Regions from separate parts of the Homo sapiens genome. Here region 1 is linked to region 2. A link is an interaction called in ENCODE POLR2A ChIA-PET data of the cell type or tissue named here. Cell type or tissue: Panc1. All regions are shown on one strand. Links, peaks and the distances in the headings refer to the core of each region. The heading gives the core; the rest is flanking DNA.

Evidence for each region. ChIA-PET counts read pairs that join two places held together with the same protein. Peaks named below come from ENCODE experiments on the same cell type or tissue, not always from the same donor. Only the 100,000 strongest peaks of a DNase experiment are listed, where the experiment ranks them.
Region 1: POLR2A ChIA-PET joins it to region 2 with 8 read pairs; 3 of 35 experiments call an interaction of 5 or more read pairs at or near these places.

The regions. Positions count from the first base shown.
Region 1 is chr6:107,511,816-107,517,202 of GRCh38, forward strand. All of the region lies in intron 3 of SOBP (sine oculis binding protein homolog), which reads left to right. Among named protein-coding and RNA genes, the nearest start is that of SOBP, 24 kb to the left of the region's middle. In Panc1, for the core only: no CTCF peak of the experiment used is centred there; no DNase peak of the experiment used is centred there.
Region 2 is chr6:107,647,796-107,653,182 of GRCh38, forward strand. The region is part of intron 6 of SOBP (sine oculis binding protein homolog); the gene reads left to right. Among named protein-coding and RNA genes, the nearest start is that of SOBP, 160 kb to the left of the region's middle. In Panc1, for the core only: no CTCF peak of the experiment used is centred there; no DNase peak of the experiment used is centred there; H3K27ac peaks cover 1,905 bases.

The DNA of each region.
Region 1 (5,387 bases), core at 138-5,137, 140 kb before region 2:
CTTCCAACTCTGTGCTGCCTTTCCCCCCACAGAGACAGCCTCTGGCCCTTGGTATGGTTTGTGACAGCACAGGCATTACTATGGTAACAGACGTGTTATAAATACAGGATAATAGCTTTGCTTTTGCTTTCCCCCTCCCCCGCCCCCATGCAGTGAAGGGAATCACCATGATCCTTAAATAATAATCACAGACTTTTTTGCAGACTCTAGGAAATGAACAGAATAAGGCTTTGCCATATAGGCAAGCCATGAAGAAAACTTATAAGAATATTAGAAAATAATAAAAGTATTGACCAACACTTTCTTTTTGTGCAAACATGTCTTTATTCTTTCAGTTTGAACAAATGTAAAAACCTCCTTCTTTGCTAATTTAAAAAATCACATCATGAACATAATCTGAAGTGGCAAAAAATATGTCAGCAAGAATTTTGAAAGATAGGTTAATTAAACGGTAACTTTGCTGTAATTCATCTCATGTTAGAGATTTTAGCATGGGTTCAACCCTTTGAGACTTCATTCGAAGATGATCATGCCTTTAAAGGGCTTGGGCATGGATTGTAAGAACTGTGCTGTAGTGAGTCTTCATTAAGATATTTGGCCTTCTCTGGTTTTAATTGAGCTTTAAATTTGGTTCCCTCCAAGTTTGATGATTGAGGTAAAGCACTCAGAAGGGATTTTGAATACATATCTTTGACAAAGGCCTTATAATGGTCTTCACTGCTTTACAAGTGTAATAGCCCTTGGCTGCATTGACTGGCCATCAATTTTCTGCAGAGGTAGGGCAGGTTTGGGTCTCCCCACCTTGTCAACTTCTGGTCAAAGTAGCCAGGGTAGACCCTGGCCCAGTTGAGACTCAGACCAGGACTTTTTCCCCTCTAGTTTTGGGTTTGCTCCATGACAACATTTTGCTCCCAAAATTTTTTTTTTAAATTAATAAAACTATTAGTGTGATTGTTTTTGTTCACAAGGAGAAGTGAAATGAAGCAACTTTTTCTAGTGAGAGCTTTCCTGCTGCAGAAAACCGTGTGTACCTAGAAAACCACATTTTAGATCTGAGTCTTTTGACAGGTTTTCCCAGAGGCTTACAACTTGCCTATTCCAAGTCCAGAATCCCTGTAAATCTCTGAATACTTTAAAATGAAATGAAATGTGAAAAAAAGAGGGAATATACTTCTCTTTATGCATTTATGTGGCAGTCTTGAATAAAGTGTCTTTTACCTCAAATGATAAGTGCCCTTATTCTCATTTCTTACCATGTTTGCACATGTGAAGTAAAAGGAAGAGCCTGTCCATACGGCACAGACAGGTTTGTGTGGAGCAACATAAGATCGATCCCCTAAAACCAGCTTGATTTCCTGTGTGCAGAAATGTCTTATCTTTCTTTGAAAACAATGACCATTTCCTGTCCTCCAGGATGGTTTGCTTTTCAGTTAGTTTTCCAAATTTGAGTTCCATTATAGTCAGGGAAATATGATATATATTTTCAGGCAAATCTTGAAATTCCTAAGGGGTTATAAGAACTGGACTCTAAGGAACCATTAGCTTAACGGAGAATATGGAAACAGTCACGTGATCTGCTAACCTCTATGTATATAGCTGAGTAACCCACAGTTAATAAGCATGTTACTTTTTGGCTCTTATAATTCTGACATGGAGTTGTACTTGCAGGGAAATGGGAATGAGAATGTGGTTTGCATTATGGTCATTATTTATTTTATCTGTTATTCAATATTCTTGGGGCTTGCATATGATGATGTGTTCCAAATAGCCATTGAGAAAACAGGATTTAATCAAAATTGCTTTGGACTTTATTTATTTGTCCAACTTTTAAAATATGATTATTAAATAAAATTACCTAGAGTTAATGGGATTTGGATGACTTACTATTTATGTACCAGATGCAATTCTCAAAAAAAAAAAAAAAAGAAAGAAAAAGAGGTTCACTGAACCCTCAGTTTTCCCAATCACTTAGGATAAGGACAGGAGGAATTAACGATGAATGGCAGAAATGTGAGTACTTAATAATGTAATGATATAATCTCATCATAGCTAATAGTTTTTGAGCATGTATTATGCTAGTAGATTTATATCATTTAATTTTCACAACTCTTTGTGGATGCTATTATTAACCTTGTTTTACAGATGAGAAAACTGAGGCCCAGAAAAGTTGAGCAACTTGCCTGAGGTTACACAGATACTGAGTGGCAGAGCTGATATTTGAACCTATACATTATGTCTCCTTAGCCTATATCCTTAACCACTGGATTATCCAAAACACTATGGCAGTATTTCAGTCAGTTAAGTATTTACTGAATGTTCCTTACATTGTGCTAGACAATACAGATGTATGTCATCATCCTTGACTACCAAGAACTTAATAGTACTGTTGGCATATGATCAAAACATCATTCTAGTTTTACCTTGGAATGTATGATATAATTTTAGTTGCATATGGAAGGTGCATGGTAGGACTACAAGGGCAATTAAAGTGGAGTAGCAAAAAGTCTATAGGCAGATAATCAAGAACTGTTATATTTATACAGTTGAGGGGAAATGGCACCTGAAACTTAATATAGGCTAGAAGATAGCAATTGAAAACTCAAATTCAAAGTGATAAAAAAAGATCCAAAATGAAACCTGAAAATGTTAGATACTATGATATGGGTCCTGCTTTATTGTTCTCTTTACAATTAAGGGTTCTTAAAAATGTGTAAGGCACATTTTAGTGTGTTCTATCATTTTTAATGCCAGATGAAATGTATAATTTGAATGGTAGCATGAGGTGGTGAAGACTGCCAGAGCAAGAACCAGGAGACCTGGGTTGCTAATGCCAGCTCTGCCATTTATTGGCCATGTAATCTTGAATAAGGTAGTTTCTCTAAGCCTTAGTTTCCTTGTCTGCAAAATGATGTGGTTAGCTTACATGATCTGTTATTTCCCTATATTTATAAAATCCTTATTTTGTGACTTGTATGGTTAGTTGCTCTCCTGATTTTATGATTTGAGAGGGTATGTTTTAATGTGCTTTAACAGGTACTTGTTAATTGAACAGATATAAAGCAAACTGCATATATGTATAGTTATAACAGCCAGAAGTCTGATGAAAGATTTATACTGCTTGGGACAAGTTTTAATGATTGTTAATTTTTACTTTGAACAAATAGTGAATGAAATAATAGATTTGACATTTTTTAAGATAACAAGTGCTAGGAAATATGAAATGTGAGTAAATAAAAAGGTTCATATGTTATTAGAACTAATCATTTTGATGTTATGCATAGTGATTACTAGAATAATTCCCAGAGTTTCTTTGACAGAGACGTCACATTAGTTTAACTTACCAAAACAGACAGAAGAAATAGAAAACTTGAGTAGTCCTATTAAGGAAATAAAATAATTGAATCTTTTCTACAAAGAATATTCCAGACCTAGATGGCTTCAATGGTAAATTCTGTGAAACATTTAAGAAAAACAAAAAACAAACAAAGAAAAGAAGTTGGAGAAGCTTTTTCAGAGAATAGAGAAGAAATAAATACGTAGACTTATTTTATGATCTCAGCATAACATTGATCACATTACATGCCAAGGGCATTATAAGTAAGGGAAACAATAATTTAGTGTAATTTTATTACATTAAAATTGAAAACTTCTGTCTGGGTGTGGTGGCTCACACCTGTAATCCTAGCACTTTGGGAGGCCGAGGTGGAGGGATCACTTGAGCTCAGGAGTTTGAGACCGGCCTGGGCAACATGGCAAAACCCTGTCTCTACTAAAAATACTAAAATAAGCTGGGCATGGTGGCACATGCCTGTAGTCCCAGATACTTGGGAGGCTGAGGCACAAGAATTGCTTGAACCTGGGAGGTGGAGGTTGTAGTGAGCCAAGATTACACCAGTGCACTCCAGCCTGTGTGACAGCGAGACTCTGTCTCAAAAAACAAAAAAAGAAGGAAAACTTCTGTTCATCATGAACATTCATGCAAAAATACTGAGCAAAATTATAGCAAACCAAAGCCAATGATATATGCAAAATGGTAATACATCATGACTAATTTAGATTTTTTTCTAGGAATGCAAGGTTGGTTTAAATTTTAAAAATCAGTCAATATGATTAACAAAATAAAGTAAAACCTCTGTTAAAGTAAAACCATTAACAGAATAAAGTAATAGCTGCAGCAACAATTTTGATAAAATTTAGCACTATAAATGATTAAAAAAAACTTTTGGCAAAGGAGGAATAGAATAGAACTTCCTTAATCTGTCCAAAGGTTATCAACAGAACACTCCACAGCCAATATTACGTAATAGTGAAGTATTGAAAACTTTCCTCTTGATATCAAGAATGAGATTAAGATGATCATTATGGGCCAGGCACAATGGCTCATGCTTGTAATAGTAGTACTTTGGGAGTCCAAGGCAGGCAGATCACTTGACGACAGGAGTTCGAGACCAGCCCAGCCTTCACGGCAAAACCTAGTCTGTACTAAAAATACAAAAATTAGTAGGGTGTGGTGATGCGCTCCTATAATCCCAACTACTCGGGAGGTTGAGGTGGGAGAATTGTTGGAACCCAGGAGGCAGAAGTTGCAGTGAATGGAGGTTGTGATGAGCTGGGATTGCACCATTGTACTCCAGCCTGAGCAGCAGAGCAAGACTCTGTCTCAAAAAAAAAAAAAGAAAAGAAAAGAAAGATCAGTATCACCCACTTCTGTACCGGAAATTAACAGACAATTATTTAATAAGGAAATAAAAAGGAGTAAGAAACTCAAGATTTGTAAGACAGAAATGCTATTTTATATAGACCTCCCTACAGTCAATCTACAGGTTAACTATTATAATTTACGACTCAATTTATCAAAGTCTCTAAACACAGTCAATATCTGCAAATCAATGATATCTCTGTATTCCAGCCATAAAAATTTCAAAAGTGAATCTTAAAAATATAATTTAAAGTAGTATCAGACCCATCAAATACCCAGGAAAATAATCTCACAAAATATGTGTAAGATGGTTACACAGAGAATCATAAACATTGCTGAGAGAAATTAAAGAAGACCTAAATCAATAGAGGGACATACCATGTTTATAGATTAGAGACTAAATATTGTAAAGAGGAAGATTCCTCCTAAATTGATCTATATATTTAAATCTAATTCTGATAAAAATCCTGCATAAAATTTTGTGGAAATTAAAAAGTTGTTTTTTAAAATGTATATGGAGATGCAAAGGAGCAAGAATAGTTCAAACAATCTTGAAGAAAAAAATAAAATTGGGAGACTTATACTCTCAGATATCAAGATTTATTGTAAGGACAGAATAATTATGATAGTAGGCAAGGATGCAAGGATGTAGGTATAAACAATTATAACAGAGTCCAGAAACAAATCT
Region 2 (5,387 bases), core at 136-5,135:
CAGAGTCATATTTTTGCCACCCACGGCATGGCTTCCTCACATCAGGAAGCCAATTCCAGAGAGAAAATAGGTTGTGCCTGAACATCTAGGGTTGAGAGGTTAAAGGGTTGCAGGAAAGCAGTTAGTAACCACACTCTCCATCATTTTTGCTGTTGGGGGAGAAATCAGTATTATAGCTCTTACATTTTGCAATGGCATTTGTACTAATATGAAGCTTTCTCCCTCCCTCTCTCTGCTAATGGGCTGGTCATAAAGAATGAATCAAGTGTGGAGAAGACTGCTTTCCCAGACCTCATCTAAATCCTAAAATCTGCCGTTGACCCACAGGTCAAAGCTACTTGCCACATGAAGCTGCTTTTTTCTCTGTATTCTTTCTCTTTTACCTAGAATGCCTCTGTTCATATAACATAGAGAAGTAACACACTTAATCTTAACACAGTAAACATCTGGCTTTTTTGTCACAGGCAGAATTTTTGGAAGGCCGCAGTCTTGAGAGTCAGGGTGGTAGAAATCAGAAAAGGACAAGGACCCTGTCCTTTCCACTGACCCCTTGAATGAGTCTCTAAATTCATCTAGGATTTAGCATCTCCCACTTTAACAGGGACACAGTGACACCTGCTCCTGTAGTCACAGTGGGGAGAGGGGAGCAGAGCTGTGGGCCAGGGGCCTGCTGAGTTCCATGAACTGACATCAGCTAGTTCGTGTGTTGGATGAGACTTGATGAAAATGTGTGGTTTTTTTTTTTTCTTATGAAAAACTTTTCAGAGTTCTTGTTTGCAAATGCAGGGTGTTAGGCCATGTATGTCTCTAAGGCACTATACAGCTCTGACATTGTGACCCTGCCACCCTACTGTCAGGGCAAAGAAGGGGGGAGATGGAACATAGGCTAGGGGTCAGCTCTCCCAGCGGGAGGGGGAAACTTGACTTTGGGGTTCTAGAAGCTGGACTTCCATCCACCTTTTCCTATTTCTGGCAACCCTTCCTGGCAAAGTTATTCATCTGTAAAATGGAGATAGTAATAAATATTTCAGTAGCATTGCTGTTTGCTTCCAAGTGAAATAAGTATATAAAAATGCCTGGTGCTGTATTTGATGTAAATTAGGTGTGCAATAAAATTTGACTCCTAGTCTGGGCACAGCGGCTCATGCCTGTAATCTCAGGACTTTGGAAGGCTGAGGTGGGAGGATCATGAGCCCAGGAGTTTGAGACCCCATCTCTACAAAAAATTTAAAAATTAACTGGGCATGCCTGTAGACCCAGCTACTCAGGAGGCTGAGGCCCAGGAGTTTGAGGCTGCAGTGAGCTATGATCATGCAGCTGTCCTCCAGCCTGGGTGACAGAGCAAGACCTTGCCCCGCCCCCACTACCAAAAAAAAAAAAAAAAAAAAAAAAAAACCATCAGGAGCCATGGCTCATGCCTGTAATCCCAGCACTTTGCAAGGCCTAGAGGCCAAGACAGGAGGATCACTTGAGCCCAAGAATTTGAGACCAGTCTGGGCAACACAGGGAGACCCCATTTCTACAAAAAATCAGAAAAAAATTAGCCAGGCTTGGTGGTACATGCCTGTGGTCCCAGCTACTTGGGAGGCTGAGATCACTTGAGCCCAAGAGGTTGAGGCTGCAGTGAGCCATGATGGTGCCACTGCACTCCAACCTGGGTGACAGAGCAAGACCCTGTCTCAAAAAAAAAAAGAAAACTCCTTTCATTGAAGACATAAACCACAATGGGAAGTACTTAGTTCTGAAAGCCAGGGCATAGGACCTAGGCTCTTGTTCAAAATTTCCTGCAGAACAGCTCTATCATGTAATTCTTCTTTATTCTATTTTTCTTTTTTGGGAGTGAACAGAGCCATCTGCTATAGTGTGTTTGTTAAAAAAAAAAAAAAGAAGAAGAAAGAAAAAAGAAAACTACACTGTTAGTCATGAATCCCTCCATGGTTTTGGAAGAGGGCCTACCAGAGACCTGGTCATTTGGTTTGCTTAAACTTCCAGGTTCTGGAAAGAACTTAGTAAAGAGGATCCATTGTCCAAGGTGAAGATAAGGACTTACTTAAGTGAGTGCACAAGAAGGGGCTCCGTAGTTCTGGGTTCTTCGCCCCTCAGAAACTTTTAGAGGTCAGCAAGAAATAGCAATGACCACTTATAAGAAAAAACAGACTGCTCTCCCCTAACCCATAGAACCAGCAAAGGAAAACAACATTTTCATTTGTAAAATGAAGACTTAAAGATAGAGTTATCCCAGTAGGGAGTCTTACATGGTTGTAATTTTTACTGATTAACAAGTAAAATAAGGGATATAGCTAAAAGAAAAAGTTATTTAAAAATTAAAGAAAACAAGGCCTTATAATTGGTTAATTTTTATTGTTATTTTTATTTTATTTTTAGTACTCAGGAACCTTAGCTTCTCAGAGCCATAGGGTGAGTAGCATCACAGTGATGAAGCTGCGATTCAGACCAGAGCCTAACACTGAGCTAAGATGAAACTCACCCTTGGCTCCCATACCCTCTCCTTACCATGAGCTATAGACTCGAAAGGAGAAGGAATGTTTTTCAGTTGCAGGCATATCTCACTTTATCATGCTTCGCTTTATTACGCTTCACGAATATTGCCTTTGTACAAATGGAAGGTTTGTGGCAACCCTGTCAAGTCTATCAATGCCATTTTTCCAACAGCATGTGCTCACTTTATGTCTCTGTGTCACATTTTGGTAATTCTCACAATGTTTCAAACATTTTCATTATCATATCTGTTATGGTGATTTGTGATCAGTGATCTTGGATGTTACTATTGTCATTGTTTTGGGACACCATGAACTGCACCCATGTAAGAGGTAAACTTAGTCAATAAACGTTGGGTATGTTCTGACTGCTCCACCAACTGGCTGTTCCCCCATCTTTCTCCTTCTCCTTGGGCCTCCCTATTTCCTGAGATACAAGATTGAAAGTAGGCCAGTTAATAATTCTATGATGGCCTCTAAATGTTTAAGTGAAAGGAGGGCCTCTAAATGTTTAAGTGAAAGGAGGAGACCCATGTCTCTCATTTTGAATCAAAAGCTAGAAGTGATTAAACTTAGTGAGGAAGGCATATTGAAAGCCAAGACAGGCCAAAAGCAAGGCTACTTGTGCCAATCAAGTTGTGAATGCAAGGAAAAAGTCCTTGAAGGAAACTAAAATTGCTACTCCATGGCTAGGCACAATGGCTCAAACCTGTAATAATCCCAGCACTTTGGGAGGCTGAGGCTGGCGGATCGCTTGAGCCCAGGAGTTCAAGATTAGCCTGGGAAACATGGCAAAACCCTGTCTCTACAAAAAATATGAAAAATTAGCTGGGTGTGATGGTGCACACCTGTAGTCCCAATTACTCAGGAGGCTGAGGTGGGAGGATCACCTGAGCCTGGGAATTTGAGGCTGCAGTGAGCTGTGATCATGCCACTGCACTCCAGCCTGAGTGACTGAGATATTGTCTCTAAATAACAAATAAATAAAAATGCTACTCCAGTGAAGACACAAATGATAAGAAAGCAAAACAGCCTTATTGCTGATATAGAGAAAATTTGAGTGGTCTGGGTGGAAGATCAAACCGACCACAATATTTCCTTAATCCAAAACTTAATCCAGAGCAAGGCCCTAACTCTCTTCATCACTGAAGACTGAGAGAGGGGAGGAAGCTGCAGAAAAAGATTTTGAAGCTAGCAGAGGTTGGTTCATGAGCTTTAAAGAAAGAAGCTGTCTCCATAACATCAAAGTGCAAGGTGAAGCAGCAAGTGCTGATGTAGAAGCTGCAGCAAACTACCCAGAAGATCTAGCTAAGATCATTGATGAAGGTGACTACACTAGACAATAGATTTTCAATATAGATAAAACAGCTTTATATTGAAAGAAGATGCCAACTAGGACTTTCATAGATAGAGAGGAGTCAATGCCTGACTTCAAAGCTTCAAAGGACAGGCTGACTCTCTTGGTAGGGGCTAATGCTGCCGGTGACCTTAAGTGGAAGCCAGTGTTCACTTACTGTTCTGAAAATCCTAGGGCCTTTAAGAATTATGCTAAATCTACTCTGCTTGAGCTCTGTCAGTGGAACAACGAAGCTTGGGTGACAGCACATCTCTTGATACCATGGTTTACTGAATATTTTAAACCCACTGTTGAGACCCACTGCTCAGGAAAAAATAATTCTTTTAAAACATTACTGCTTATTGACAATGCATTTGGTCATCCAAGAGCTCTGATGGAGCGGTACAAAGAAATTAATTGTTTTCATGCCTGCTAACACAACATTCATTCTGCAGCCCATGGATCAAGGAGGAATTTTGACTTCCAAGTCTTATCATTTAAGAGATACACTTCATAAGGCTCTAGCTGCCATTGATAGTGATGCCTCTAACAGATTTGGGCAAAGTACATTGAAAATCTTCTGGAAAGGATTCACTATTCTAGATGCCATTAAGAACATTTGTGATTCATAGGAGGAGGTCAAAATATCAACATTAACAGGAGTTTGGAAGGAGTTTATTCCAACACTCGTGGATGACTTTGAAGGGTTCAAGAGTTCAGTGGAGGAAGTAGCTGCAGATATGATAGAAATAGCAAGAGAATTACAAGGGGAACCTAAATATGTGGCTGAATTGCTGCAATCTCACGATCAAACTTGAACAGATGAGGAGTTGCTTCTTAAGAATGAACAAAGAAATTGGTTTCTAGAGATAGAATCTGCTCCTGGTAAAGATGCTGTGAACAATGATGAAATTACAACAAAGGATTTAGACTATTCCATAAACTTAGTTGATAAAACAGCAGCAGGGATTGACTCAGTTTTGAAAGTGTTCTATTGTGGGTAAAATGTTATCAAATAGCATGGCATGACACAGAGAAATCCTTTGTGAAAGGAAGAATCAACCAATGTGGCAAACTTTATTGTTGTCTTATTTTAAGAAATTGCCACAGCCACCCCAGCCTTTGGCAACCACCACCCTGATTAGTCAGCAGCCGTCAGTATCAAGGCAAGACTCTCCACCAGCAAAAAGGTTATGGTTTGCTGAAGGCTCAGATGATTGTTAGCATTTTTTTTTTTTTACAAATAAAGTATTTTAAATTAAGAAATGTAAATTGTTTTTTAGACATAATGCTACTGCACATTTAATAGACTACAGTATAGTATAAACATAACTTTTATATGCACTGGGAAACCCTCCAAAAAAATGCATGTGACTTGCTTTATTGCAATGCTCACTTTATTGCAGTGGTCTAGAACCAAACCTCCAGTATCTCCCACGTATCTTCATCAGTTAATGAGCTATAAGAAAAGAGATGTCATCCTCTTCAAAAATGAGAACAATTTCTATCCTGCAAAAGCCATTTAAAAACTCTTCATGAAGCAATGGTTGATG